6 separate regions of the Mus musculus genome follow, and all the other regions are linked to region 1. Evidence: chromatin loops called from intact Hi-C (ENCODE). Cell type or tissue: left cerebral cortex. All regions are shown on one strand.

Region 1 (5,000 bases):
GGCATCCAATCCCATCACAGATGATTATGAGCCACCACGTGGTTGCTGGGATTTGAACTCAGGACCTCTGGAAGAGCAGTCAGTGCTCTTCTCTCCAACCCTGGGGGAGGGGGTAATTTTAAGTCCACACTTCAATCAGAACGTGGTTCACAGGGTTCGGGATTTAGCTCAGTGGCGGAGCACTTGCCAAGCAAGAGCAAGGCCCTGGGTTCAGTTCTCACCACGCGGGAAGGGAAGGGTGGGGGCGGGGTGAGGGTGTGACCCACACAGGAAAGAGTAGGGGAGCCCTGAGTGCCTCTGAGGAGTACCTGCAGGTCACTTGTGGGCAGGTTCTGAGGCCGCTATCCAGCGCCCACTCCCTCTGTTCCTCCCTCCCTCTCCTCCAGGACAGCCCTGCGCTTAGCTCTGGCTGTAGAGCCCTCAACCTCATTGTCAGCTTCATAGATGTGAGCTATTACAACATTTCCTTAGATCTGCTGAGTTTTTTGTTATTGTTGTTTTGTTTGTTTTTAGTTTTTGACGCAGGGTCTTAGCATTCGAGGCTGGCCTTAAACTGGTGGTCCTCCTGCCTCAGTCTCCCGAGTGCAGGTAGTCACCAGCTTTCAGACTGTTATTGCCCATTGAGGGTAATGATGTGGCCAGCCCAGACATGTCACCCCATGGTCAAGTTCCAGTCTAGGTGCTTGGCTTGTACCCAACACTGTACGATCTCCCAAGACCCTCATGGGATGTTGCCAATACACTCACACATAGGGAAACTGAGGCACAGGGGGTTTCAGGCTTTGGATGGTACCCTTGTTAGTTCTGCTTTACATGGGAGACACCCAAGCCTCCCCTCAGCAGGGCATGCCGTCACACTGGCCAGTGCCTACTACCATGCCTGTCTCTGATACCCAGCCCCTCCACGTCTGCTTCCTCTTTAGAGGTCTCCGCAACAGCAGAGCCACAGCCGGTGACATCGCCCACTACTACCGGGACTACGTGATCAAGAAAGGCCTAAGTCACAACTTTGTGTCTGGTGCCGTGGTCACTGCCGTGGAGTGGGCTAAGTCCGAGCATGGCAGTCCCGAGGTCCAGGCATCCAGTCCCCTCTTCCAAGTGAATGGCTACTTGACTACCAAGGACCACGGCCACCAGCCCTTCTCACTGCGGGCCCGTAATGTGGTCCTGGCCACAGGCACCTTTGACAGCCCAGCCATGCTAGGCATCCCAGGAGAGACCCTGCCCTTTGTCCACCACGACCTGTCAGCCCTGGAGGCAGCCCTTCGGGCAGGCACTGTGAACCCAACCTCAGACCCGGTGCTGATTGTGGGAGCAGGGCTATCTGCAGCCGATGCTGTCCTCTTTGCCCGTCACTACAACATCCAGGTGATCCATGCTTTCCGCCGGTCCGTGCATGACCCCGGCCTGGTATTCAACCAGCTGCCCAAGATGCTATACCCTGAGTACCACAAAGTGCAGCAGATGATGCGCGATCAGTCCATCTTGTCTCCTAGCCCCTATGAGGGCTACCGCAGCCTCCCTGAGCACCAGCCACTGCTCTTCAAAGAGGACCACCAAGCAGTGTTCCAGGACCCACAGGGGGGCCAGCAGCTCTTTGGGGTCTCCATGGTGCTGGTCCTCATTGGCTCCCACCCCGACCTCTCCTACCTCCCCAGGGCAGGTGCTGACTTGGTCATAGACCCAGATCAGCCACTGAGTCCCAAGAGGAACCCCATTGACGTGGACCCCTTCACCCATGAGAGCACTCACCAGGAGGGCCTGTATGCCCTGGGGCCGTTGGCTGGGGACAACTTTGTGAGATTTGTCCAGGGCGGGGCCCTGGCTGCTGCCAGCTCCCTGCTGAAGAAGGAGACCAGGAAGCCACCTTAACATTAGCCTGGCACCCTGACACCCAGGCCCTGAAGAGGAAGAGGGCTTATCACAGCCCAGCGGGACGTGAGCCCATCTAAAGATTTCCCATTTGGGAACCAGTCTCCCCAGCAGAAGGGGAAGACTTGAGCCATGTGGATGGACTATCTGCCCCAGAGGCATGGGGAACACAGGCTGCCCTACCCTCAGGCGAGATGAGGCCCCAGGTGGGAGCAGTAGCCATAGACCAGGGGGCCCCCTTGAAACTGTCAGTGTGTGCTGGAGTCACAGGGCCAGCTGAGTGTCCAACTTGGAGGGCCCCAGGCCCAACTTTTCACCATCAGATCTGTAATAAAACCAGCTGTGCCTCCACTGTGCCTGAGGAGTCTGTGCTTGGGAAGTGGCTAGGCAAATAGACCGCGCACTGGGCCCCTGGGTAAAGCCCGCAGCTCCAGGAGAACAAGCGATAGGGCCCCAGAGTGGAGCATCCATAGGCACAGGGCTAGACTCTATGGAGTCTGGGTCAGGAATGAGGCTTCCAGAAGCCTGATGCAGCCCTGTCCACTCTGTCCCCTGGTCTGCCCATTTGAGTCTCACCTCCCGCCTCAGGGCCTTTGAGCAGGCTGGTGTCCAGTCCCGGGACCCCTATTCAGGTGTCTTGAGTCTGAGTCACTTGCACAAGTCTGCGTCTTGCTCTACCTTCTGGGCAACTAGCGCCCGCGGGTGGAGGAGGGGAGGAAGGGACTCGGGGAGAATCATCCGGCAGAGGGCGCTCGGGGCTCACCGGACACCAGTACCAAGGGGGGAGGGGACCGGGGGTCAGCGAGACCCTGGCGGGGACGGGGGCACAATCCCGGGGCCCCCACCCTCCTCCACACCCGCCCTAAGTTCTGCGTGAACGAAGCCATCCCCCTCGGGGGCCGTGCCAGGGTCCGGTCGCTGGGCCCCGCGTCCCCGCGGGCAGTCCCCTGCCTCCGCTCTTGGCCGGCGGGGTGGGGGTGGCGGGCGCGGAGCACGTGGCTCGGGGTCCGGGTAGCCCCCCCACCCCCGGCACTGGCGGTCCCCGCGGTGTCCGGGCCGCGGGGCCGGCGGCGGGAGCGGCGTGCGCGGGCGGGCGGGCGCGGGCAGGGGGCGCGCGGGGGCGCGGCCGGGCGGGGGTCGGCGGGCGAGATGTGCGAGCGGGCGGCGCGCCTGTGCAGGGCCGGCGCGCACAGGCTGCTCCGGGAGCCGCCGCCGCAGGGCCGCGCGCTGGGCGGGCTGCTGCGCTGGGTGGGCGCCAGGATGGGGGAACCCCGTGCACCGCTCGTCCCCGACATCCCCTCCGCGGACCCCGGCCCCGGGCCCGCCGCATCGCGAGGGGGCACAGCCGTCATCCTGGACGTGAGTACGCGCGGGACCCTCCGCCCAGCGCGGCTGGGTGCCAGTCCACACCCGGGACCTAAGGACCCTCTCCACCATTCGCTCCCTGCCTGTTCCCGCATCCCCGCATCCTATTGCTGAGACCCTCCTTGGCGCGGGGACCCCGAGCGCAAGCCCCAACTCTCACTGCCGCTGAGACGCCTGTCCCCCAACCCAGACCTCAAGATCCTCTCCATTCCTCCCTCCACTTTATCTCATCTCCACATCCCATAGCTGGGACCTCTTCTTCCCGCAGGGACACCCCCGTCCAAGACCCCAACTCCACCCGGACCGTATTACCCTCACTTCCATCCTCTTCTTCCGCTTCCTTGCATCCCCATATCTCATAGCCTGGGACCCTCCTCCGCGTGGGGATCTCCAGAGCGAGCCCTCCCACCACCCCATCGCGGCTGAGGCTTGGGTCCGCACCCACCGAGGACCCTCTCCTCAGTCGCCCCCCTCCACGTTCCCGCTTCCACTAATTACATAGCACGGACCCACGCTACTCCCCTTCCATCGTGGCTGGGGCACCGGTCCCCACTGGAACCGCACGACCCTCTACATCTCCTCCTTCACATTCCCGCATCCCCGCATCCGATAGCCCAGTCCCCGAGAACTGCTGTAAGTCTGGCCGCTATTCCCCTCTTCAGGTCCTAACCAAACCATCACTTGAGTCCCTACGATAGGGACAAGAACTGGGCACTGCTAGCCCCCTCCTCTCTATCCTGGATTCTTCCCTGCACTTCCCCACACACAGCCCGGAACCACCACTGTTCTCTTCTCTGCGGATGTAGATGAGCCCCCGTGCTGTGCCGCTTTGCGAGTGAAGCCCCTTCCCCAGCTCCTCTCTTTCCATAGAATCAGAATCATTGCCTGGACCTAGGCGTCCTCACCCCCCCCCCCAGCTCCACCCTGAGCAACTGTCCTCCTTCACTGTCTTCCTGTCCTCACTCTTGGACCCCAGACTCACTCCTCATCCCACCTCGTGCCTCATGCACCACACCGCTCTCCCCACCCCAGCCCTGCAGAGTGGGGTGGCATATAGGCAGGAAAGAGTTGGTGGTCCGTGGAGGGGCTTCTGGGGGATGGGACTGGTCCTGGGGGGGGTGCCTGTACATGTTATGGGGTTCTGAGAGAATCGGGGTATTTTTGAGTGTGTTCATGAGTTCATGTGTGTGTGTGTGTGTGTGTGTGTGTGTGCACACGCACGCGCGCGCCCACGCATGCCAGTGGGTGCCACATACCCCTACAAGTGTCAGGGGACTGGAAACCCTATTCCCCACTTGGCTTCCCTTGCTAGATCTCAGAACCTGTGGGTGTGTCTGAGCAGGAGGGCTTTGGAAATGGGTGTTCTAGTGCCTCTGGGAACAAGCAAGAGATGCCTGTACACACAGATGTGCACACACAGAGATGTGCACACACAGGGCAGGAGGATCCAGAGTCCAGAGTAGAGGTGGCTACTTGCCCTCTTTCAGGGAAGCCCTGTTCAGCCCCTTGCCCTCGACACTTGGCGCTGTGTGCTGTCTGAGCCTCTTTCCTCCCCTGTGAGGTGGGATACAGAGTAGAAGGAAAGTGTCACTCATGCTGGCTCCGGGAGCCAATTTACCTGATGTCATATGGGGCCACATCAACCTAGTCATTTCGACACCTTGGTTTCTTGAGGGCCAAGGGGTACCCAGAGAGCGCACAGCTCCCTTGCCCTGTTTCTGTGGGCTGCAGGTAAGCAGAGCCATCTGTCTTTTGACTCACGG
Region 2 (5,000 bases), 56 kb after region 1:
GTTGGTCAGGAAGCAGATCTCACACAGCTTCCCCATGGCGGGGCCACATAGCTCCCGGACCACACCCTGGTAGGTGGTCTGGCCACTGACAGATGCTGCGTAGCCCAGGATGACCAGGCCGCTGATCAGGAAGACCAAAGATACCTGCAGAGGGAACCATGGGCCTGCACATCAGAGGAGTAACTCAGGCCAGTGGCCCAAGAGTGCCCTCCATGAAGGTTCTGCAAAGGGCTGTGGCTGAGCTCTGCCCAAGAGCTTCAGCGGAGGAAGGCGCCACCAGCTGTTCTGAGTTAGGGAACCTGACAGCTCTGCCCCATGGGACAGAAGAAATTTCACAAAGCCAGAGAGTTGAAATGCTCTCCTGTTCTCTTGAGAGGCAAAGCTAGGCATGTGGGGGCAGAACAAGAACATCTGGCTCAGAACCTCAGGCCAGCCTGTGTGGTGTGAAACCCTGCTGTTTGGCCTATGCAATGGTGACAGGCCCACCTACACACTTACCTACCTCTCATGGGTGCTGGGGTCTGGTGCACTCAGTTGCAGGCTCTGGGTGAGTTGTCTCTGAGAAGGGCGGGGTTGGTGGTTTGTGGGGGTGGGGCTCTTTATTGGGTCTTCCAGGGCTCTCTCCATCATTTATTATGAACAATTTTCACACATACATTGAGTTAGACTACTGCCCCGAACCCACAATTCACCCCAGATCCCACAAACAGGCCCCTGTGCTCTCTTTCCTGTCTGCCTTGCCCAGACACTCTTGGCAGCCAGGGTACATGAGTGGCCCACAGGGAATTGCTAATTTCCCAGGATGCGTTGGGGGCCCACTGTTAAGAGCTCAGTATCCTATACACTCCTCCCTCAAGGACTAAACGTAGAAGGGCCTCTGCTGCCTCAGGACATCTGTCCCAAGACGAGCCCCTTGGAACACAGTCCCACCCCACCCCTGGAAGTTCCACATCTAATACTGCCCTGGTCCTGTATCAGGAGGTACAACCGTGTGCACCTACAGCTTGTGGCTCTTTTTCCTGGTAATCCTTCAGGGCATGCATGATGGCTCTCATCCTATCCCTAAAAGCCCGTGGAGACTGGTAGACAGTTCTTGCACGTAACCCACTTAAAGTGGGACATACCTCCCAGGTAATGAGGCTCAGGAATAAGATCTTACGCTAGCACACACAGGACAGCCAGCTCTGCAGAAGCAAGGATAAGGATCCTACCAGGGAGAGCCAGAGCCATCTCCCACCTGCCCCCCCCCCCGCCCTGCCCCCGCCCCGACACCTCTGTGACTCACCAGGGCCACCAGGAAGGTGGGCAGCATGCCTCCTGCCTTGTAGAAGGCCCAGGGGAAGTTGAGCAGGCCGGCGCCCAGAGCGGACTTCAAGAGGATGAACACGGCGCCCAGTGAGGACAGAGTGGGATGGGTGGCAGCAGGGAGGGGCTTCTCCAGAGGGCCTCTGCTCCCTCTGGGCTGCCCTTCCATGGCTGGGGCAGCAGAGAAGGAGGGCTAGCATCGGACCTTCCTTTCTGAGCCTTTAAACTCAAAGTCTCAAGATCAGCATGAGACAGGCCAACAATGGTACTCCTCACCCCCCCCTACCCCCATCCTCTTGCATTTCTTCTCCTCTTCCAAAGCCAGCCATGCTCATCACACGTCTCTCTCCTGTCCTCCCTCTCACCCACGACCTTATTTCTCCTTCCCATTTCCATCTGAAGCCCTGGCTTCCTCTCCTGGTGGAGAGTTTCTCCCCAGCTCTCCCACCCACAACTGTGCTTCCAAATTCAGCTCCCACAGTGCCCTGAGCCCTAATCCTTACCAAACCCAGTAAGGTGTCCCACAGGCCCTGGGCCAGCAGATTCAAATTTAGGCTTCCTCTTAGTGCTTCGGCCACACTGTTGCAGTCATGAGAGGCAGGTGGAGGTAGAGTCTTCCTCCACAGGTCTGGGCTCCTGAGACTTTCATTAGGGGGCCCTAAGGGCATTTGTTGGGTTTAATATCCAAGTCTGAGGGACAAAGACAGAGAAGTCCCAAGAGCTTGCAATTTGGGGGGGGGGGGGAGGGGTTTGACCTGATCAGGATGTCTTTATTCCTGTGATCGGCAAAAGCCCCTCCTTGGGGTGTGGCTTTCTCAGCTGCTCGGTGGGCAGAGCTCAGCTGGAATCAATCTAGGCCCTCAGAAACCGACCCCACCCACCGCAGACCCCGGGGTCAGTTTGTTCAGAGCCCCTGGTCTTGGGGAGGGTCATGGAAGAAGGCTAAGTCAACTATCATTATTGGCTGTCACTGGTTGGCAGTATGTGTCTCTGAAGCCCATCTGTGGAAGGACCCCTGGTGGGTCCTCTCACTCCCTGCCTCTCACAGGGCCAGTGGTGGGGGCTCCTCAAACCAACCCCATGCCTCAGCTGTGCCTGGGACCTTGTTGAAAGGTGGGCTGATTGCCTGCCCATTGGGGAAGCCCAAGGTTCTTGATTGTTAACAAGCTCCAGGCAGGAGCCACACTGTGTAGAAACCTGGATGCTCTCTGAAGCAGTGTGGCTGCCAAGTTGGCAGAAGTCAAACCCCTGTGCTAGAGGTCAAGATGTCAGGATCAACCTGGCATTTTCATCGGCCTGTTGCCAGAAGGCTGACCTCAACTCGCTTCTTGGGAATCCCCTGGAGGACTCCTGCAGACAAGTAGCTGGTCCATCCCTGGAATTTCTGCCTCGGTGGGCCTGGGATGGGGACCGAGAACTTGCCTGTCTCATGTGTTTCCTGCTGCTGGCCCAGGGACCCTGCTGAGAAGTGCTTTCTATCAAACATGCCCAGAGCCCCACCCCATCCAATCAGCCTGCCAGGGACACCCCCAAAGCGCCGTTTCCTCCTGCGTTTCTAGCACCTCCACCCTGGCTTGGTGACCTTCTTGAGACTCCACAGCTGGGGCTCGCTAAACGCCCGACGGGACCTCAGCATGGATGCCTGAGAAGACTGTGATCCCACCGGCCCCCTGCCCTGTGCTGACATGAGGCAGCACGAAGGAGAGAGAGCGCAGGAAGGAAGGAGGGAGGAAGGGTGAAGAAAGGAAGGAAGAAAGGGAGGGAGGGAAGGAGGGGTGGACTCCAGAAAGAACAGGAAAACCACTTTCACAGGTCTCCCCCTTATGAAAGCTCCTAGCTAAATCCCACAAGCTTGGTGACTTGAAACATCAGGGATCTCTCTCTCTCTCTCTCTCTCTCTCTCTCTCTCTCTCTCTCTCTCTCTCTCTCGACCCAGGTCTGAGGTCAGTCTGTGACAGGGCCGTCCTCCCTTCAGAAGGGTCTGGGGAAATGTTTCCTCTGGCCTCCCCATGGGTTTTCACCCACTGGCCTGGAGTCTGGTGTTCCCTGGCCCTGCTGAGCTGAGTAAGGCCTTTCAACTCCACGTCCTCCTCACTAGAGTGAGGCTATGAAATCTGGGCCAGGTAGAGATGGATGCTACAGGAGGAGGAGTGGGAAGTAGGGCAGGGAGAGGGACGGGCCACACACAATAGCACTGAGGTGACCCTGTGCACACCTTCCAGGAGCCAGGAGGCTCAACGCCCCAACGCCCCACCTCTGCCGGCACTAATGGGCTCCCAAGGAAAAAGATGAAAAGTGCTTGGCCAGTTAGTGGCTAAAGCTTTGTACTCCTTAATCAGGCTCAGGGGCTCAGGGTACTCCCCAGTCCCTGCCCAGGGTCCCTCATTAGCCGCCCATTAGTGTGCATGACTTAGAAATTGGCCACCGGGCTGTAAAATTCCATGATCTCTTAATTCTTTGGGGCTTTGATATCCACCCCCTGCTGCCCTCCCAGAGAGGTGTGACCTTTCCCAAGCTGTGGAGGGGGGCACCCTGCCGGGCTCCATCTGTAGCTAGGGAAGGGTGGGAGGCCACCCTCTCTCTGCTCAGCCCATTGCAGCCGGGCCCACAGCACAGGGAGGAGAAGGCAGGCGCCCTGGGGATCCTGCAGGTGGTGGCTCACACGCAGGGCACTTGGTCTGCAGCACCCATGCCTTCATGCCACCCTCCTTCATTCTGCTGGCTGTACACCTGTCCCATCAGGGGCTCCCCCACCAAGTATATGATGGGGACTCTCACTGATGCTTGGAAAGTTCTGGATCATGTGAGTAGCTTGTGGGCGTGTCCACCTTATTGGCACCGGGTCTTTGGCTTGACCACCTGTGAAAAGTGTCTCCTGATTGTAGTCATTCATGACTAGCAAGGGAGAGACAACATTGTTAGTAGTCAGTGCTGAAAGCAGAGCGCAGGTCACAGGACATCGCCTAGCCCCACCCCCCACCCCCGGATTTTTTTATACCTCAGCCTCATAGGGAGTCTCTAGAAGCTGCCAGTGCCAGTCCATCAGCACCCCAGGCTACACTGGTTTGATACAGGGCTCCTAACAGCTATCTATGAAAGCCTGATGGGTTGAAAAGGAGGCATGCTACCATGCTGAGGAGTGGGGCTTCCTGGGGCCCCACAGCCTGCAGAGGCGACCCAGTGAATGCTGGTGCCACAGAACTAGGGCTCAGTATCCATGGCAGGTCCCTTAGGCTTTAAGTGGCAGCTCACAGGGATCCTTTGGTAAACCCGTGACATTTTAGGAAATCTAAAAACCAGTGTGGCTGGCTGATGAGGGCACACAAATGGCTCCATCCTAACCTGCAGTCTTTGTGATGCGACTGCACAGGGCCGGAGGGGTCTGCAGATAAGACTCTTGAAATGGAGAAGTGGCCTGGAGTAGTCATGTGACCACAGCAGGAGCCCCTCACGAAGGTCAGGCCTGCTGAAATCCACTTAGATGGGGCCATATGACCCTTATCTGAGATGCTAGCACTCGCTTCTTCCTGCAGGGGCAGAGAGTGGGCAAAGGGTTGACTGGGGCAACTTTGGGGTTCAACAACCATGCTGGGGTGGGAGTCTTGGAGTCACCCATGTTCCCGTAACAAACTCCAATAAGCTCATGGTTCAACAAGCCCTTGGTGTCCTACCCAGGGCATACGGGTGGTTTTGTG
Region 3 (5,000 bases), 160 kb after region 1:
TGGACTTGAGGATTCTCAAGATTTTATTTCCAGTCACAAAACGGACCTGGGCCACCCCGTGTGAGTCCCTCAGGATTACACCTATCTGGGAGGGAGTCAGGCCTTTCTTGGGCAATTTGTAAATCTTTTCCTTCACGTCGTCAGACGTCAACTTCAGCCACGTGGGGACGCTACGGCGGTAGGGCAGCGCCGACTGGGACAGGCCCTTCCCGGGAGCGTGCATGCGACCCATGATGGTGGAGGTCTGGCAGCCCACGCCTAAGGTTTACCAATGACCAATCTGCTTTTCCCTTACGCTGCCGGGGATTTTGTGAACTCATGGCTCAGGACTGTGTGGGGCTGGAAAAGCCACTATGACGAAAACCTGGTCAGTGTCCCAGGTCCTTCCACATCTCACGGCAGGCCAGTCCATGGCTGCTCTCTCATTGGCTACTTGCCCCCAGGGTTGGTGTCCGCCGAGGTCCTGAAGCAGCTTCTTCGCGCTGACTATAGTCATCTTTTTCGAGTAGCCCTGCAGGGAAGGGCTGTCAGGTTGGTACCCTTGGGTCTCACCAGGGAGGCGGCTGACCATCCACCCGGTGGTGGCGGCTCCTTACCCGGTTCCCCTCCAATCTGAAGTTCTCCAGCATGAGTCTCCCCAGGGGTGCGAAGGCTATGTCCCCATGGTCCCACAGGAAGCGGCTGAGCTGGAGGGAACAGCTGTGTGAGTCAGCATAGCACAGGCGCTGAGAACCAGTCTCACCCAGGGACACTTACCTGCTCAGTGACATCCAGCACAGCCTGAGACTGGTACTGGTAGCAGTGACCTCCCCGGAAAAGGAAGTCCTGAGCTGTCACACCAGGGTCCCAGGGATCTAAGGGGAGAAGGAGATCAGAGAAGAACCTGAGAAGGAATGGGGACAGGATACCCCTGGAGGTCTGAGGTTCCCCTTGTGCGTGTGATGGCTGAGGTCCTTGGAGGGGGCCCAAAAGGAGAGAGACTCTTACCAGGATCAGGAGGCATCAGGAGGGGGAGGGGTCCTGGCGTCGATGGCTCCCACAGTAGGTTCTTGGCAAAGGACAAGGTCGGATCCTAGGGAAACGGGGCAGCAATAACATGACAGGTGTGCAATCCCTGCCAATTAACTAACTCAGTCCTCGGGACAAATGTGAAAAGGTGGTCACTTCGCTAATGAGGAACCCTGAAGCATGAGGCTGCCGCCCTAGGTGACAGAAGCAACAAACAGGCATGGACTTGAACCCAGGCAACCGACTCCAGAGTCTGAACTGAATTCTAAACTTCATTCACAGCAGCTTTCAAAGGAAGCGCCTAAGTCATGACTGCCTACCCACAACCCAATGAGCTCCAACTTCCTCAGCTATCTCCTCTGAGTCCTGCCATTCAGTGGGCACCCTTGTCCCAAGGACCAAGAACTCCCCTCCCCCAACACCCTCTCTTTGACATGCTCTCCTCAATGTACTCAATACAAGGCTGCTAGAGATGGACCTCCCAAGAGCAGAAATCCTGCCCCTGGCATTCCACTAATTCAGGCAAGTCAAGGCCACACTATAAAAGGTCTGCCCGTTGGTGTACAGTCTCTCACCATAACTGGAAGTCCCTTAGGTGGGGTTGCCTGACTTCCTCATGCTGGGCTCCTGGGCCTGTAAGGACCCCAACACATAAACACCTGCTGAACCCAGGGAGAGGGAGCGAGGAAAGAGGAGCCACAGCCTCTGTTGAGAGACACTGTCTGGACAGCAGGGCAACCGGTGCGCAGCTCAAGTAGCAGCTGCCTAGACCTCTTTTCCCAATAAGTGAGCAAGGAGGAGGAACAGACCAAGGAAAGGACCCTATTTCCATCCTCACCTTGCAGTTCTGTGGCTGGGACCCTGGCAGGGTCAGTGCATCTCTCCAGCTGCACATGAAGGACAGGTCAGGGCCATCAGTCATGCCAAGTGGACCGGCCTTAAACAATGAAGGGCGCAGGGTGCCAGGGAAGTCCATCCTGGAGAGAATGTATCTAACGTTACACACGCCTTCATTAGGAGTCTCAACAGTGCACCAGGGTTCTCAGAACACAGTAGGGGAGACCACTACAAGGTAGCAGATAAAGACCAGACTATGCCTAATGCCAGCGCGTCAGCAGGGCTGCCCAAGGACTGCTCACTCTCTTGAGGGCAGCCAGACAGATATCTCTGCTCACACCTTGGAAGAGGGGCTGGGGAGAAAGTGATCGCAAAAGGCCTCGTGGCAGGTAAAGTGCCAAAGAGATAAGCAACCACAGAATATACAAAGGGGAGAGTGTGGAGGACCAAGTGATGCCGATGAAGGCTGAGCGTTCATCAACGCGCTGCGCATGACAGTAGCAGGCTGACTTTCTTCCACCCCTCTGTGGACATGGGCTGCGTACTATTCCTGCTTCCCCACTGCCAAACACAGGCTTCTCCGAAAATGCCCGTGGGCTGAATAAATGCAGGAACTCTTTAGAAGCAGTAACTGTCAAGTCAGCCCTCATTTTTAGTAAAAATTAAATCTAACATCCGCAATAAGAGCACCAGCAGAGCACTAGTACCCGCTGGACAAGACGTGAAGGCGCTGAATTTAGAGTCTGAACTGAAAACCGGTGTGTAGTAACCACAAGTGTTCCCGGACCGCCCTCCCTCGTGGCCAGCATCTAGGACGAGCCTCAGCGCTGTAATCGACCAGTCTCTATAGCCACGTGGTCTGCCACGTGCTCTCAGCATTCCCGCAACAGCCTCACCTGACCCCGGGGCCGCAAAGGAGCCAGAGTGCCGAACCTCAACGCCGCCACCCACAACTGTTGGAGCAGACTAAACTGTTTTCCGGATCAGGCCGGAAGTTCGCCCGAGAAACAGGAAGTCCCGCCCCCAGATCATCTAACCGAGTCCTCCAGCGCCACCTGCAGAGCTGAGGGCCAATATGCATGGTCGTGGCGCCTAAGCTATGAAATTTCCATCCTATTTCACAAAAGTGTTGAGAAGCTTGAATTGATCCTCTCAACGAACAAGTGAGCACCTCCGATGAGCCACGCACTGTATTTATTACCCACAAGTCCTAGAATCCGCTTCATAGACACCTCTGGGTGCATGTGTGGCTTTAACAGGGGCCAGGAGGGAATATTAGCTTGTCATTCTCAAGCTAATATTCCTTGTGTGTGCACCTGCGAGTTTTGGGGGATCTGTTCAAACTCGCTCGCATGCAGCGAGTCCTGGGCTCTGCCTGTAAGTTGCCTTGGTCCTGACACTATCGCGTAAAACTTAGGACGCGTGGCTCTGCTGACCACTTGCTTTCCATCGCCTGGAGGCTAAGAATATCTTCAGATAGAATCGAGACAAGGAACAGATTCTCCTGCGTCACTGCAACCTACCTACATGACATTCCCGCCAATGTGTTTGACGACTTCTTTGGGTTTGACTTTCCTTTGTCCTGTAATTATCAGAACTTCATAAATCGGTCTTCATGGTGGAGCAAGTTATTCAGGGAGAAAAATCTGTGTTCCTGAGTTTATTAAGGGATCTCTAAAGGAACAGAACTGATTGAATGAGTATGGAATAGAGGAGATTTTATTAGACCGGCTTACAGGCTGTGATCTGCGTAGTTCAATAATAGCTGTCTTATGACAGAAATGGCAAGGAGAATTTGGTACTGTTCCGTCCACGAGGCTGGTTGTCTCAGCAGTTCTGATCTGGTGCTGTAGTCCTGGGCCATTCCTAAAGAGCCGCCGAGCTTCAGTCTCTGTTGGAATCCTAAAGAAATTGATTTGAATACTGAAAGGAAAACTTCAGCAATGCCATAAAATAAATGGTTTTGCCGGTGAGGGTGAGGTCCAGCAGGCACAAATCATGGTTTCTTTTTCCATTTCTTTTATCTGGGCTGCCACCAGAAGGTGATTTAGGATGGCTCTTCCTCCTTCAAATAATCTGATTAAGAAAATCCCTCACAGGGCTGGAGAGATGGCTCAGCGGTTAAGAGCACTGACAGCTCTTCCCAAAGTCCTGAGTTCAAATTCCAGCAACCACATGGTGGCTCACAACCATCTGTAATGGGGTTTGATGCCCTCTACTGGTGCCTCTGAAGACAGCTACAGTGTACTTGCATATAATAAATAAATAAATAATTTTTTTTAAACTTCCTCACAAGTGTGCCCAGCAGTTTGGGTCCCAGTTAATTTCAAATATTCAGTTGACCACCAAAACTAGCCATCATATGGGGGCATGCTCGTTGGTGTCTATTTGGCTCATGCATAACTTTATTACTATTATTATTTTATTGATTTTTTTTTTTGAGACAGGGTTTCTCTATGTGTAGCCCTGGTTGTCCTGGAGTTTGCTCTGTAAAGCAAGTTGGTTTCAAACTCAGAGATCTACCTGTCTCTGCCTCCTGATAATGGGATTAAAGGTGTGTACCCCCATGTCTGACTGTCAGCTGCCTTCTCTGTAAGATGAGGGCTGTGTTTGAGTCAACCTCTTTCCCATTGCTGGGTAATACAGGAATTCCCTGCTTATGGCTTTAGCACCACTGTCTAGCTAGAAATGCACCATTATCCCTGTATCTTGATATCAAGGTACATCAGGGGCTACCTAGAGGTATGTTAAAGCAGTTTGCTGAGCAGTTGGGTGTGGTAACACACATCTTTAATCCCACCCTCAAGAGACACAGAAACAGGCAGATCTCTGTGAGTTTGAGGCCAGCCTGGTCTACAGAGCAAGTTCCAGGACAGCCAGGGCTGTTACACAGAGAAACTCTGTCTCAAAACACAAAAACAAAAACAAAATAAAAAACAGTTTGCCGGGCTGAGTGTCTAATTTAGTGGGTCTGGGGTAACACTGCTGACCCATAGCCCACATAAATGAGAAACACTGCTTTAAAGGATCAATTTGTGTGGGGTGTGGTGGTACAAGCCTTTAGTCCCAATACTTGGGAAACAGAGGCAGCTGGATCTTCCAGTTTGAGGCTAGTCTGGTCTACAGAATGAGTTCAGGGACAGCCAGAGCTACAC
Region 4 (5,000 bases), 74 kb after region 1:
CTCAGGGCCTCGCATGTCTGAGGCAAACTGCTGTGCCACTGAGCTACAGTCGCAGTCCTCCTATGTGTTCTTTTCTTACCCTTCTGTCTGTGACTGTCATCCAAGCAGTTGGAGTCTCCATACAGCACGATCCGGCCTCCACCTTCAGATGGAATCTGATAAAGCCCCAAAATGGGAACATTTTCCACAACTGCTGTCTCTTGTTTTAAGACCTCCAATCCTGCAGTAAACAATGAGAAGAGCACTGAGTTCTCATGAGGAAATTACTGATTTTCTAGTTGCCACTTAACTGGAAACTGACCTGCCTAAGACTAGCAAAATACAACAGTCAATCAGAACTGTACAAATCCTTAGAACAGGGAAGCAGTATTTTCAGCATTACTAATTTCCATTTTAACAAAATCCAACTCTCACAAAACTGTATTTACAGGAGTAGGACAAGCGTAGTTAACTTTTAAAATGTGTGCCCATCCACATGCCATTTAGATATAAGATGTAAGCACAGGCATTAGCAATAGAACCCCTAAAGTGCCAAGCAGACAGCACACCTTGAAATGCTCGATGAATCGAGATGTAAAAAGGTATTAGTGCCCTGGGCAGTGCTAACAGCGGAGTCACACTGTTTAAGCTAAGGTGCCTTAGCACGAGGGGCCATACAGCCTGAGAATCCAGGAGTGTGCCTGCACATCAGCTCTGAAATGCCTAACCTCTCTGTGGAACAGGAGAGTTAACACGGCAGTAGCCCCACAGCTAGACAAGAGTTTTGATACTTGGTTATCTTTTCTCTCTATCTTGTTCTGTTTGGTGATAGTGGGGCTTGAACCTAGGACTAGCTAAGCACACTGCCACTGAACTGCAGCCCCACCCCTGTCCTGCCTGTCTCTCACACAGGCAGGCATCAAGCTTGTGTTCTCCTGTCCCAGCTGTCTGGAGAGTTAGCACGACAAGCCTCGCTGAGCTTTGAAAGTGAGGTCTTTTCTGCTCTAGCGTAACAAGCCCCACAGTGTCCCACCTCACATCCAAAGACGTCCAGGTTTACGTCAAGCAGTCAACGTTTAGATGGCACGACACACAAGATAAAGTATGCATTATTAACTCTGCTTTTGCTACCCCCTTCTCCAAATTACTGAACTGCAGGGGGCAACAAGCAAGCTAGGAGGCCATGGCTCTTAGCCCTGGAAGTGGCAAGCCTGAGATAACAGCATTTAGAAAGGACTAATTTACAGTGAGGGGGGCCAGGAGCTGAGAAGATAAAATTGCCATGTGCTTGAAGAGGCCTCACACAGTTACACTGAGAAATCTACTGTCACATTTTCAATTGTTTTGTAAAAGTGTCTCTCAGTTACAGAAAAATAACCATCTTGATTGATGGTGGTGTGGCTGGTCGCTCTGAAGCCAGGCCATCGGTTTTCAGGAGGAAATGGTCCCACCAGCACATGGTCACCACAGGCTATCTTGTTAGTCTCTTAGAACTTAGCAGAGATATGAGATATGGCTGACAGCTCAGAATCCCAGCTCTGGAGTGACAGTCACAGGAAGAGCTTCCTGTGGTCCAGTCCCACTGCCCTGCACATAACTTTAAAAACCAGAGGCTGTATAGTTTGTTCCCGCTTCTCCCAACTCAGCAGGTCTGGGGACTAAGTGGACTATTTATGGTGAGTTCACCTTCTCAGCCTATACTGGGGCCTGGCCTGGCTTGAGGGATGTTTGCTGTGGGTAAATACAGACAATCAGAAATGCCTCTTGAAAGGGAAGATGGTGTCTTACTCTTTGAATTTTCATCAGGCTAAGAACTCTCAAAATCATTGAGACTATGCCACAGCAGTATGCCTAGCACAGAAGAACCCTTTGACTGTGACTAAGACCATTTTGAGCCCCATCCTGGAGAACTCCCCCTCTTTGGGTAGACTATACACTTATATTCAAATTTTCAGCAAGAATTCGTCTTGCTCATTTGGGATTCCCCCAGAATCCATGCCACAGTCAGTACTATACAAATAATACTGCAGTGAGTTTTACCAGGAACCAGAGAGGATGGAAGGGAAGGCCCATACTGCTAATGGCACTCCTAATGCCACAAAATACACACTGGGAACATAGCAGACACTGCTAAAGCCACACTTAGGAGAAAGTACAGCAGGTAGGGCATATGGGGAGCTGGAGAGGGAGGGGAAGGGCACCAGGCCTGTGAGCAGCAGCACCCTTCCTTTACCTTGGTCCTTGAAAGTCTGTGTGATCACGACGCCATCTTCTGGAAACTTGGCGATGCTGCACCCCGACGCATAGTACACTGGAAGACAGACAGGTGCTCAGCATTAAGGGGTGGAGACGTCCAACACCTGCCTCACTGACCCAACATGCATCTCACACAGGGTCTACACCACTCACTCACGTTTGGACAGTCTTTAACCTGAAGAGACAAACTGCTATTGCCTGTTACATATCAACTACAAGTAATCCTTTCAAACTTCAAGGGAAAAGTGCTAGTAGCATGCGGTTTCTGAAGAAAAAATTTAAAGTACATAAATAAACTTTTTTTGTTTGTTGAAAAGAGTTTCATTATATATCCCAGAGTGGCGTCAAACACCTGTCAGGCTTTGCCTCCCGAGTGCTAGGATTATATGGTCAGTTTATGTTGTGCTAAGGATGGAACTCAGGGCTTTGTGCATGCTAAGTAAATACTTTATCAACTGAGTCACATGTCCAGTTCATTTTTCTACAGTGATGCGAACTGAAGCTAAGTTCTTGCACATGCAAGACAGGTAACTACAGAGGTACAGCCCCGGTCCCTAGTGTGCTATTTAAAATCACTGTAGGTCTTTCTGCACTGCAGCTAACTTTTGAATCCCATCTCTCTGAAACCTAGACTTAAGCATGTAGCCCACACCCTCATCCTTTTGCCACTTGTATGCCTCTACACACAGACATAAAACCTTACTGTCATGGTTTGCCAGGACAAACTCCCCTTCATATAGGCCGTCACTGAACCCCATGTTCCACACAGACAGCAGCTCATTCAGAGCTGGGATGTTCGCTCCTCCGGTGTCTGGCATCCACCACTGCCTATAAAAGTGGCAGAAGGCACAGAGAAGGCAAGAATTAAAATCCTCACATACTTTTCCTCTTTCCTTGACAAAATCCAGTCCACACATACATATAAAAGTGTCAACTTAAACAAGCCGTTTGGTTTGAGAAATATGTAAGCTTACTACTCCAGCCAACTGTCTGCCTCTACACACAGACACACTGAACTTTTCTTTTATGAAATGAAAACTGGCATTTCACTGGCATGCAGTCCAGACAGGCCTAGTCTGGATCTAGGCGGACCAGTGAAGCAGAAGTGAGAAAGGAGGCAAATACGCTAAAGGAAATCCACAACATAAGACGACATTTACAGCGGCACTCCAGCACCCAGCGCCACAGGTCTTAGGTGCACATGAACTTTCTTATGTTTGGTATGAAGGACACAGGACAGAACAGCATGCGACAGAGAGTGAAGAACAGGTGTCTGTGCTCAGGAAGGGAGGACACTGACCCCTTAGTGAGCACTGAGTCTAGAAACCTGTCTCTCTACCAGGAGCTTCTTGTACGGAGAAAAGAGCTTTCTCCACGATCTAGAAAGACAAACCCAAGCTAGGACAGTCACACAATAGCCTGCTGGGGAGCTGTGACACCATACTGCTATGCAAGCGTACCTGGTGTTTTCATCATAAAACTTCACTTTTCTCATAACAGAAGTGTTGTACCAGTCACTGAAGATGACGAGGGAAAGGCCATTGTCCACATCCCTCCTCAGCTTAGCAATCTCCTCAGGGAAGTACTCTTCCTCACTGTCCACCAGCAGCAAAGTGCCTGAGGGAAGCAATGCCACACTCTGATAACTGTCACTCCTAAGTGGCAGAAAACAATTCCACAGTGCCATCTCTCACCAGTGTCCTGCCTCTAGGAGTCTGGCTGGTGCCAGCCTGCACCACTACAGAAGGAGGTAAGCAAGCCACAAGGACCAGCTAACTGTGTCTTTGGCTTTTATATTTGCTCAATATAATATTTTGCATTTACTTTGGAAAAAAGTAGTATATATATATATATATATATATATATACACACACACAGTATTTTTTAAAAACAAAACAAAACAAAAACGGTTGGGCCAGCAAGATAGCTTAGCATATAGTTCCTTCTACCAAACCTGATTTCACTCAGGATCCATAAACGTGCGTGCGCACACCCCCCCCCCCAATCTCTGCCCACAATCAGCTCTATAGTCAGCTGAGCATTCCGACCACTAGTGAGTATGAACACCATGGGAGCCTTGCTCTGCACCTCCGCTTTGACACGGGGACTCCACGCTGCCGTTACTGGCCTATCAGTGGTCATCACGGGAACACTCAAGACCTGGCCAGCAGGGCTGCTGCTCACCATACTGTGTGGCGTCAAAACATGTGAATGGGGCGCCGAGCACCTCCACGAAGTAGCCCATGCTGCGCAGATGCTGGTACATGTCCCTGAAGTTGGTGTGGACGTGGTCGCCATTCCTGAAAAGCAACAAGCACACGGTTCAGACCACCACTCTGCAGGAAAAGACGGGGCACAGGGCTGATCCTCTCCAGGGCTGCATCGCCTGTGTCAGACAAGCTAAAGCATCGATGAGAGAGACCTGTGTGCACGGCACGAGCCATGGTAACATGATGCAGGGATAAGGCTCACAGAGTCCTGAGCAGTACTTAACAGGAGCCACCTGCACGTGACAAGCACTATGGGGCTGCAGAGATGACTGACACACACGATTGCCCGTCGCCCTGTCTTGCTTTCCTTCCGAAACATGTTCACTCTTCCTCTGCACAGCCAGGTCAACTGTCTAAGTGCCTGGCAAAAAAACTTAGAGCCCATCTCCTTGCAACGCCCACCTGACAGGCTCCTGTGCAGGGCCATGGCCTTGCCTGCTGGCTGTCAGTTTCCCCTATTTCCACACCACCTGCCTTTCAGGAAAATCTTAACTC
Region 5 (5,000 bases), 230 kb after region 1:
GGCAGCAGTGATCAGTACTGACTGGAGTGGAGCACTGTGGGTCCTGGCATGGGCACCCCACCCGCAAGGCTTTACCATAACCACAGCAACTATGGCTGTTTGCAGGGGAAGAAGACAGAGGTTCAAATTTCCCTATAGAATCAATCCCACTGACCCAAGGTTCAACCCTATACTGGTCTGATTCTTAAACCTGAGCCCTTAATCTCAACTCTGCCTTGACCTGTCTCTCTTGAGTCTGCTTAAAGGTAGACTTTGCTCCTTGGTTCAAGTACCAAGGATATGCAAAGCATCAAGTGGAGGGGACAGCCTGGGTGAAGGGCAGGGCTGATGTGTGTCATAGATATCGGTGGCATCATGGCAGCCTCTGGAATACGGTGGCTCTGGAATATGGGCTGGCCCTGTCTTGTCTATAGAGTGTGGGGTCACACAGAAACAGATAGACACACAAACATACACACAGACATATAGGCAGATACAGGCCCACATATACATACACAGATGCATGCACACACAGACACACATGTGCACACACATGCACATGTACATCTATCAGGGAAAAGGCTGGATGGGGCACTGTGTGTGGGTAGAGAGTACACAAGTGACCAGCTAGGCAGGTGGTAGATGGCTGGCAGGGGACAACAAGGGCATGAGGGTAGGTGCACAAGGAAGACAGGAGGGGAGAAGGGAGGGGGAGGGGCTGAGGGAGCCAGTCCTAGCCTGGCCCTTGGGGCTGCCAAGCCTTTTAACCTGAGCTGGGAAGGGCTGCAGGGTACACCCTGTGTTTCTTTGAGTTTCTCAGATCTCAGGAAGCACCCTTTGTTGAGAGTGTTTCTAAGCGTCCTTTTGCAGGACACAGAGTGCTCTTCAAAACCCTTTAACCGGGGCCCCTGAGATCCCAGTCACCAGTAACGATTTCTTGTCAAGAAGGGGTCTAAGGTGCCTATCTGCTGTCTCCATCCTGAGAAACAGCCTTGCGTTCCCACGGGACAGCAGTGGCCCATCTACAACTGATTTCTCCACAGACCCTGCCTCACTAGGGCTGTCCGTGACCAACTGATGGGACAGGAGGGCCAGAGAGGTCAGAGAGGAGGGTCCTGCTGACCCCTGGGCACCACGGTGTCTGCCCATGGAGCCTACTGTGGAGAAAGCCTGACCCTACCCGGTGGCTCTCAGTCACCCTCTGAAGGGGGCCTGGCATGGCTGTCACGGTGGATCAGGATTAGGGCTGCTGAGGCTGAACAAGACACAGTTCACTTAATCCCCTAGATGCTGAATGTGGAGCAGAGTGTGAGGGGTGACGTCCCATGCTAGCAGTTTCCAAGCAACTGGGGACAGCATATGGATGTGGGAAACAACATTAGGATGCTAAAGACTGAAGACTAAGGGGGTCAGAAGCCCCGCACAGGTCTCCCTCGAGTCTCTGAGGGGAGTGCTAACCTCGGGCCTTCCTCTCTGTATCCACCAAGAGTTACTTAGCAATATCTTCTTCCTCTTATCGTTCATTTCTTTATTCCCGTTATGTGTTTCTGGGAGAAATGCATGTATGTATGCATGTATGTATGTATGTATGTATGTTTGTATGTTTATGGATAGACTATACATAGATGGGGGGGTGGGTGTGTGTATGCGTGTGAGAATAGATGTATGGGTGCCTGGTGGGGACAGAGTTGTTTATAAGTGCATGCAAAGTGCAAGTGTGGGTGCAGGTGTGGGCGTATGTATGGACGCCGGAGGACAAGCTCGGGTATGCCTGGGGCTCTGTTCACCTTGTCTTTTGAGACAGGGAACTCACAAAGTAAGCGAGGCAGGCTTGTCTCTGCCTCCCCAGTACCAGGAACATAAGCACTTCTCAATGGGGCTGGACTTTTTTTTTTTAAGGGTACTGGGACTTGAACTCAGGTTCAAGGCAAGCTCTTTCCTAACGGAGCCCCCTACTTTTCACAAATTGAACGAGCAATCTGTGCAAGCAAGAAGAGACAGGTTCTCTGGGTGAAGCGGGCTGGAGGCGAGAGCCTTCCAACTACACCTGCACCCCAGCTCTTGGACAGGAAACAGAAAGCTACTGACTGCTCTGATAACAACTCTGAAAAAGCCTGAGCGGGACTTATTCCCTGTGACCAGACGCCCTCTGCAGGACATCAGCAGTAGTGCATGGCTACAGGGCAGAGCTGGCTCCTACTCAAGCATTCTGGAGGAGACAGCTCAGTAGACTGTGGATGGGCCAGAGTGAAGCAGAGCTCGCCCAAACAGCTAAAGCACCGTTAATGTTGACTATGGACGTCTGATGCTAACAACCCCCCCTTTTTCTTTAAATAAGCTAAGATGTTTGGCACCAGGGTCTTTGTACCACCCCCAGGTCTTGTTAGACCCTCCCCAGGGCTAAACCTCTCTCATGCAGCTCAGCTGCTTTGAACATTCCACAGATCCCATGATGAAGGTGCACAGCGTCCACAGCTGCTTGCTGCCGGAGCACAGTTCTGGCTCCAGCAAGCACTGTCTCAGCCAGAGCCGTTTTGAACAGCTTGCTTGGCCATCACAAGCCTCAGGGAAGTCCAGTTGTGATTTCAGCTAGGAAGGAAGCACCTGGGAGGTGAGAGAGGACCATGAGCTCAAGATTATTCCTAACGCCACAGCAAGTTCAAGGCCGGCGGGATGCATGAAACCCTGTATATAAAAATGAACTGGGAAAGATCATAAATCTATTTCCAAGTGTGGAGCAGTGTTGCTATCTTGACACATGGCCTTCCCATCTTCATCCCTCCCCAAACATGATGCACATACACACATACACTAAACACGTATGTTCTGATTAATATGTATATACATAGTCAAGACCTGACTGCCTAAGTCACTGTGTGTGTGTGTGTGTGTGTGTGTGTTTGTGTTATGAGACAGGATTTCTCTGTGTAGCTTTGGCTGTCCCAGAACTCACTCTGTAAACCAGGCTGGCCTTGAACTCACAGATCTGCCAGCAAGCCTCCTGAGTGCTGGGATTAAAGGCGTGCAATATATATATATATATGTATATACACACACACATATACATATATGTGTGTGTGTTTGTGCGTGCATGCACGTGCATGGGTATCTTGCTTGTATATCTGCACATGCTGGCACTCACAGAGGTGAAAAGATGGACTCATATCCTTTGGAACTAGAGTTACAGATGGCTGTGAGCTGCCAGGAGGATGCTGGGAACTGTGCTCTTAACCCCTGGGCCATCTCTCCAGCTCCGTGTCACTCCTTGCAGGTAGATAGTCAGATTTTTAAAAAACATTTACTTTTGGGCGTAATAACACACACACACATGTGGAGATGAGAGGAACTGTGTCAGGATCTCTGTCTACCGTGTGGGTCAAACTAATCATAGGCTAGGCAGCCAGCACCTTTACCCTCGAATCCATCTTTTTTTTTTTTTAATTTTCTTCTTTTTTAAAATTAATTAATTAATTTTATATATGTGAGTACACTGTCGCTGTCTTCAGACACACCAGAAGAGGGCATCAAATCCCATTCCAGATGGTTGTGAGCCACCGTGTAGCTGCTGGGAATTGAACTCAGCACCTCTGGAAGAGCAGCAGGTTCTCTTAAACGCTGAGCCATCTCTGCAGTCCCCCACCAGCTGTCTTAGTTAAGGTCACTACTGCTGCGATGAAATACCGTGACCAAAGCCACTTGGAGAGGAAAGGGTTTATTTTGCACACAGTTCCATACAAGGAACGGTTCATCATCCAAAACAGCGAGGGCAGGAACCTGGAGGCAGGAGCTGCTGCAGAGGCCACGGAGGGGTGCTGCTTACAGGATTGCTTTACTCTTAGAATCCAGGACCTCCAGTGCAGGGATGGCACCGCCCACATTGGGCGGGGCCCTCTTCCATCAATCACTAGTTAAGAAAACACTCTACGGAGCTGGCCCACAGCACAGCCCGATCTGGTGGAGGCATTCCCTTAACCAAGGTTTCCTCTCTTCAGGTTACTATATTTTATGTCAAGTCAGATATATACGTGCCCAGTACACCAGCTCTGTCAGTCTGGTGTTTGCCACATCACTTGAAGGAAACATGACAGTGTCCGAGGGTTCAGTCCATAGTTGGCTGGCTCCGTGGCCATGGGCCTTGGCAAGGCAGAACATCCTGGCAGTGGGAATGTGAAGTCGGACAAGGTTGCTTACGTCATGTCAGTGAGGACGCTGGGGACAGGAAGGGACCGAGTATCTCCTTCACAGGCATAGGTGGGCCCATGACGTACTCCCTCCAACAACACCCTCCCCCCTAAAGTTTCCGCCACCCTCCCTGAACAGCGCCACCTTCTGGCCATCAAGTGTTCTACTTGTGAGATGTATCCAAGATGGTGTAAACACGTTCTCTTGTGTATGATGTATGAATTCTCAGAGATCCCGATACATGGATGTACCATAAACAAAACTATGTTCCTATAGAAATGTACACGTACATGTATCTGCATGTTTGTTTACATGTATATACATGTATATGCAGATATATGAAGACAGATGAGAGCTGTCTCATAGCGGGTCATACTTTGCATGCAGACTGCTGTCCAGGCACACACTCCAAAACTGCCTTCCTTCTATAGCTCGCTCCTCCCTCCCTCCCTCCCTCCCTCCCTCCCTCCCTCCCTCCCTCCCTTCCTCTCTCCCTCCCTCTTGAAGCCATCTCTTTGAGGACTCGCAGAGAAAGAGCAAGTCAAACCCAGACCTTCCCCACTCTTTGCCTAGATAACTGTTTTCCCAGGGAGGAGGCTCAGGCTGAAAGCCTAGGTCAACGCCCTTTCACTATGTTCCACAGGCTGAAGAGGTTGCAGCGACAGGCTCCCGGCAGCCCCATGCAGACCGCTGCCCACCACCGCCAAGGACACTGCCCCCGGGTGCCTGTCAGGCCACACGCTGCCAGGCTGACTCTGAGTGCCCACGACACAGGCGCTGCTGCTACAATGGCTGTGCCTATGCCTGCCTGGAGGCGGTGCCACCTCCGCCAGGTAAGC
Region 6 (5,000 bases), 330 kb after region 1:
TAAATGCTAAACACCAAGCCTTGAATGGTAAACAAGCCAGGGGCAGTACAGGACAGGACCAGATGCCAGGACAGAGCCAGAGCTTGGCTGCTCTGTGAGGAAGGCAGGGGGAGGGGAAGGGCAGGTTTGGAGCCCACAGCTCAGGGAGGACTGGGGAGAGACCTTGAGAATATGGCTCTTCACCCTGTACCAGCCCAGCCGCTACAGCTGGAAGGCCGCCTGTCTCCACACAGCTGCAGCAAGAATGATTCTCGGGGGGGCCCATGCTCTCCCTTTAGGCTGCAAGCTCTGTCATGGGGCCAGCAATCTGTCAGCTTCCCGGAGAAAGGTCTTGCATGTGTCAGGGGCAGGTTCTGTCCTCCATGGGGACACCTTGGTCCATGGGGTAGCTTTCCCCTGGCAACTATGTCCACCTTTCTTAGGTGAAGACATCTTTCAGTGACTGTAAGGTCACTTGTAGCAGTGAGTATCAGCCTTGTGACCCAAAAGAGACACTTGCCAAGGATCAAAGCCATTTTTCTTATCAGAAAGCGGGGGTGGGGGGGTGGGGGGGATGTGGAGAGACCCTTTAAAGGTCACCCACAGCCCTGACCATTCTCCACACAGGGCCTATGAGCTCTACAGTCTCAATCCATACACAGGTGGCCATTCCAGACAGTTTTTGTATAACAATGGGCTTTCCCACCTGGGCACAATCAAGGGGAAGCCTTTGCCCGACCAGATCCAAGTCTCCTGAACCCACCAGTGAGCTTCCTTGAACATTCCAGTCTCCGCAACAGTCTATCCTCAACACTCTACTGCCCCTAATAGCTAAACACGTCCTTCCTCCTCCCCCCAACCAGGTGATCCATTTCGGGAGGGGGCCCTCTCCCCAACAGTGAAGTCCCATCACCAAGTCACTAACCCATGGTCTTAAAAGGAGTTTAGCTTGCCGTGCTTTAATAAGCTTGGGTGAATCGTTTAACATCGCCACCTGGTTCTGCTTTCCAGAAACCAAAGACAAACACAGATGGACCCTGGAGAATAAAAAGGGCTCCTTGTGTCACGAAGAATGTGGCGAGCCAGCTCTTTGCAGCCCCAAGCTCCTGGTGGCAGGCTGGAGTGTGCCTCGGACAATTTCCCATGGGGCCTCCAAGAGATCGTGACACACTGTCTGGTTCCTGGGGTCAACACCCCATCAGAACAGCCACACCAAGCCCATGTCCAAGTCCTGGAGCCTACTGGGTCTGCAGCTGGCAGCCCTCCATCTGTCCCAGCCCCCCTCAGGAGTGCAGGCCAGGGCACCTTCCTCGCCTCCCCCTAAATTGGTTTTGAGCTTGCCTCTGAAGGAACTCTATTGGGTTCGTCTCGGAAAACAAGGCAGGCCCACGGATCCCTTCAGAGCCCAGCTTCACCCCATCCCAGGCACTCTCTGCTTCTCTGACAGTAGCCTGAGACAGTAGCTTCCTTGGGGGCTGCTCAGGCCACCCCGAAGGTCTTCCTTCCTTCCTTGAGCTATGCCCAGCCTCGCCCGGGCTCCCTCCCTCCGGCTCACCAGCCTTGGTCTACAGGGACCGAGCTCCTTCCGGTACGTCCTGGGCAGCAAGGTTGCCCGGGTCGCCCAGCCCTTTCCCTAGCAACGGCGCTGACGGACGGTCATGAGCACCAATTGGAAAAGGGCTACTGAGAGGTGGAGCCCGAGTCAGATCTTAACCAATGGGATTGTAGTTCACGGGGAGTGGGCGGAGCCTGGGATCGAAGAACTGAGCCTGTAACAGCGGAACACTTGGGGATGGTTGACAGTTGCTCAGGTTCTGCAAAGGCTGAAGGAGAACTTGGGCTTTAGGAGGTGCTAGGAAGCTGCTGAAGGGCTGGAAGCGGATCAGGGGGTTTAAATGCAGGGAGCGGATAGAAGGGAGCAATGTGGGAGGCTGGGAACAGGGGCACTGTGAACAGAAGGCCTGAGCTGGGACTCGCCCCCCAGAACTAGGGTGGAAAATCTGACCTCCTTACCTCCTGAAGTCCATTGCGTTAGCCAATAGAGCACTTGACACACAGAAGCAGATGCCGGCCGGTCTTGTCCCCAGGAGTGGGATAGCTTGCTATCAGCCCTACCGGGCCTTTTCTGGTGTCGGAGACAGACACAACAGAGGTAGGTCCCAGAATTCTCAGCAGAGACGAACCCACTGTCGCTGCCTGCAAACCCCACCGTCCGAGTGGCACAGAGGAACTCCTCCCAACCCCCCAAAGTAACAGAAGCTGCTGTCTGAAATTGTAGCTGGAAAAATGACACCAGAGGCCGGAGAGGTGGCAGAGTCCTTAAGAACACTTGCTGCTCTAACAGAGGACACAGGTGAACCCACACTTCAGCTCAGGCCTGCTTGTAACTCCAGTTCCAGGGGATCCGACGCCCTCTTCTGGCCTCCAGAGACATTGCACACACGGTGCACATAAAGCAAAACACCACACATTATTATTAGTATTATTAGTATTATTATTTAATTATTGTGACACCAGCCCGGCTGAGTGTAGTGGCATACACCTGTAATCTCAGCACTTCAAGAGGCTTAGACAGGGGCATTGCTGCAAGTTTGTGGCCAGCCTGGTCTACACAGTGAGTTCCAGGCCAGCCTGGGATACAGAGAGTGGAAGTTTTGAAAAGGCGAGTAGAAGAGAGACAGCAAAAGAAAACGGGCAGCTAGCTCCCCCTAGTGGATTGAAGTCACATGTCCACCAGAAGCCATCTGCCTTTCGCTCAGCCAAGCTCCACCTAGCGTTTGTTCCCAACATTCCACGGCCATCTTAACACCAAGACACCTTGAATTGACTTGATCCCCCACCACCACCCTCCTATGAGCCCCTAGGAAAACGACCAGTCAGTGGGCAGAGCCTCGAGCTGAAGTTGGGCTACAAGGGCCATCATGGAGGAGTGAGGCTGAGGCAGCCAGGACAGCCTTTGAGTCCTCCAGGGCATCATGGGTCACCAGTCTGTGACATATGAAAATGTGTCAGGCTCCTTTCCTCCCCTTAGTGCCTACTCCTTCATTCAGTTCCCACCTGGCATGTATAAACTAAGGGGAGAGGGTAGGACGGAGGTGTGGCTGTGGATATATGCTGCAGGTTGGGCGAGTGACATGGAGAGGAGCTGAGGTTCAGGGGCTTCTAGCAAGAAACCAGTTAGGTTATAAAGATCCAATTGGATGTCTAGGGTTGAGAGTTCATCCAAGCATGCTACTTTCCCTGTCACGGCTCAACCACCTTTCCAGGCCTTTCATAATGGGAAGCCAGGGCCCTATGCTGAGTTAGGGTTCAGAGCGGTTAAGTGATTTTCCCAGGAACACACAGCTGGGACAGAGGCAGTCCTGGTGCCAAACTGAGGGCTCTTTCCATTGTAACATGACATGGTGGGTTGGCAGTCATTTCCAGAGAAGGGAATGCTCTGTGGGTTTGGATTTTTGGAGCTCGTAGCTACTGTCACATCATATGCCACAGCATGTATGTCAGAGGACAGCTCGTGGGAGTTGAATCTCTCCTTCCACCTTGTGGGTGCCTGGGATTGAACTCATGTCATCAGACTTGGTGGCAAGCTATTTTACCCACTGAGCCTGACCCTGTGGTTTTTCAGTGTTTGCTGTTGTTCTGAGATGAGGTGTCTCCAAACTTTAAGTCCTGCCACCACCTCCCGGGTGCTGGGATGACAGGCGTTGTTCAGCCTTGCTTCTAGAGGTCCTGTGAGATCTCCCCGCGGTGAGTAGGGGACTCACTCGAAGTGTCAGGAACCTCTGAGAAAGGCATCTGAGAATGGCTCAGTCCTGGGATTCTCCCACTCTGAAGCAGGTAACCCAGCACGGACATCTTTCTGCTGGGCAGAGCCCTGGCAGGAGAATTCTGCTACGTAGGACAAGGATCACAACTCAAGGTATCAGAGCCAGGTGTGAAAACTGTAGGGAGAGGTCTCTTTCCCTGCACCCTCATTCCTGGCCGCTGCCTGCATATGTCTTACTGCTCTGCCCACTGGACCACCCTGCCTGGCCGGCTGCCATCCTAACTCTGTGTCTAGTGGCCAGAGCCACCCTAACAAAACTGTCACCATGACAACCCTCCCTGAAAGACTCTCAAGGCTTCCTTCTGAGGTTCATAAGATGCCCCTCCCCCTTTTTTTCAAACTCACCTGCTATCAAATTTCTAATGTCAGCCAGGGCTGCCCTCCTCCCTTCATGACAGTCAGCCTCAGCTACTGCCTGGAACTCCTCAGCCTTTCCTTGCCCAGCTCCCCCCTTGAGCCAAACAGTCTCACACTGCCTCAGTCAGACCTTCCCATTCCGTGACCCCTGAGCTGTCTTCTGCGTCTCCATTACCTCTGTGACTGTTTGGTCTGGCTGTACTTTCTTATCTATTTCCCATAAAGGCACCTGTCAGCCCTGCCTCTGTCCCCTCAGCAGGTGCCAGCACCTAGCCATCAGGATGTGACCAACTGCTCAAAGTGAGACAGGCACGCCTGCTGCCTAGAGTTAGTCCATGAAGGGACCTTTGCAGTAGGAGCCAAATAGTGAGAGCCCATTGGCTTCAATGGGAAGCCACCAGCCATGTGGAATCTGGGAGCATAAGGCCAGCAGGAGGGGACCAAAGCAGACCATGAGGTCAGAGGCAGAGGGAGACCTGGGCCAGGCTCAGACAGAGCAAAGTTGCATGCTCTCAAAGATGGCTCTGCCTTAATCCCTAGCTCCTATATGCATGTCACCTCCCATAGCCAACGACCTCTGTGGATGGGACTGAGTCCAGGAGTGTGAGTGTTTGCATATGCTCAGCCCTAGGAGTGGCACTATTGGGAGGTGTGGCCTTGTTTGGAGTGGGTGTGGCCTTGCTGGAGGGGGTGTGGCCTTGCTGGAGGAGGAGTGGCCTTGGAGTGGGTGTGGCCTTGTTGGAGTGGATGTGGCCTTGCTGGAGTGTGTGTGTCACTGTGGGCATGGGCTTTAAGACCCTCATCCTAGCTGCCTGGAAGCCAGTCTTCTGCTAGCAGC

The links. Peaks named below come from ENCODE experiments on the same cell type or tissue, not always from the same donor. Only the 100,000 strongest peaks of a DNase experiment are listed, where the experiment ranks them.
Region 2: it touches region 1 in a loop (3-fold over the local background); 29 of 42 quality-filtered maps call a loop at or near these places.
Region 3: a loop joins it to region 1, with 5 times the contacts of the local background. A loop is called at or near these places in 26 of 42 quality-filtered maps.
Region 4: a loop joins it to region 1, with 2.8 times the contacts of the local background. A loop is called at or near these places in 5 of 42 quality-filtered maps.
Region 5: a loop joins it to region 1, with 12 times the contacts of the local background. A loop is called at or near these places in 19 of 42 quality-filtered maps.
Region 6: it touches region 1 in a loop (7-fold over the local background); 7 of 42 quality-filtered maps call a loop at or near these places.

What each region holds. Positions count from the first base shown.
Region 1 is chr8:119,444,034-119,449,033 of GRCm38, forward strand. Osgin1 (oxidative stress induced growth inhibitor 1) reads left to right here. Exons shown (of 6, transcript NM_027950.2): 6 at 924-2,223. The coding sequence ends at 1,872. It overlaps Necab2 (N-terminal EF-hand calcium binding protein 2), which reads left to right and starts at 2,686. Exons shown (of 13, transcript NM_054095.2): 1 at 2,686-3,231. The coding sequence starts at 3,022. In left cerebral cortex, a CTCF peak has its summit at 2,615 (motif pointing right); a DNase peak (open chromatin) is centred at 2,587; H3K4me3 peaks cover 1,495 bases; H3K27ac peaks cover 351 bases.
Region 2 is chr8:119,499,716-119,504,715 of GRCm38, forward strand. It overlaps Slc38a8 (solute carrier family 38, member 8), which reads right to left and starts at 1,983. Exons shown (of 11, transcript NM_001009950.1): 1 at 1,809-1,983; 2 at 1,286-1,476; 3 at 1-144. The coding sequence starts at 1,474. In left cerebral cortex, no CTCF peak of the experiment used is centred here; no DNase peak of the experiment used is centred here.
Region 3 is chr8:119,602,394-119,607,393 of GRCm38, forward strand. Taf1c (TATA-box binding protein associated factor, RNA polymerase I, C) reads right to left here and starts at 2,813. Exons shown (of 15, transcript NM_021441.3): 1 at 2,742-2,813; 2 at 1,847-1,985; 3 at 988-1,072; 4 at 757-854; 5 at 597-686; 6 at 438-511. The coding sequence starts at 1,984. It also overlaps the pseudogene Rps13-ps4. In left cerebral cortex, CTCF peaks have their summits at 2,900 (motif pointing left) and 4,067 (motif pointing left); DNase peaks (open chromatin) are centred at 2,856 and 4,072; H3K4me3 peaks cover 1,394 bases; H3K27ac peaks cover 548 bases.
Region 4 is chr8:119,518,060-119,523,059 of GRCm38, forward strand. It overlaps Mbtps1 (membrane-bound transcription factor peptidase, site 1), which reads right to left. Exons shown (of 23, transcript NM_001167910.1): 15 at 4,420-4,535; 16 at 3,696-3,852; 17 at 2,939-3,063; 18 at 2,213-2,290; 19 at 80-220. Among named protein-coding and RNA genes, the nearest start is that of Slc38a8, 19 kb to the left of the region's middle. In left cerebral cortex, a CTCF peak has its summit at 2,248 (motif pointing left); no DNase peak of the experiment used is centred here.
Region 5 is chr8:119,674,464-119,679,463 of GRCm38, forward strand. It overlaps Wfdc1 (WAP four-disulfide core domain 1), which reads left to right. Exons shown (of 7, transcript NM_023395.2): 2 at 4,805-4,994. Among named protein-coding and RNA genes, the nearest start is that of Gm32352, 6.0 kb to the left of the region's middle. In left cerebral cortex, CTCF peaks have their summits at 2,128 (motif pointing left), 2,337 and 4,310 (motif pointing left); DNase peaks (open chromatin) are centred at 2,133 and 4,140.
Region 6 is chr8:119,776,826-119,781,825 of GRCm38, forward strand. Meak7 (MTOR associated protein, eak-7 homolog) reads right to left here and starts at 1,591. Exons shown (of 8, transcript NM_028883.2): 1 at 1,535-1,591. In left cerebral cortex, CTCF peaks have their summits at 2,716 (motif pointing left) and 2,932; DNase peaks (open chromatin) are centred at 1,156, 1,664 and 2,692; H3K4me3 peaks cover 1,539 bases; H3K27ac peaks cover 1,513 bases.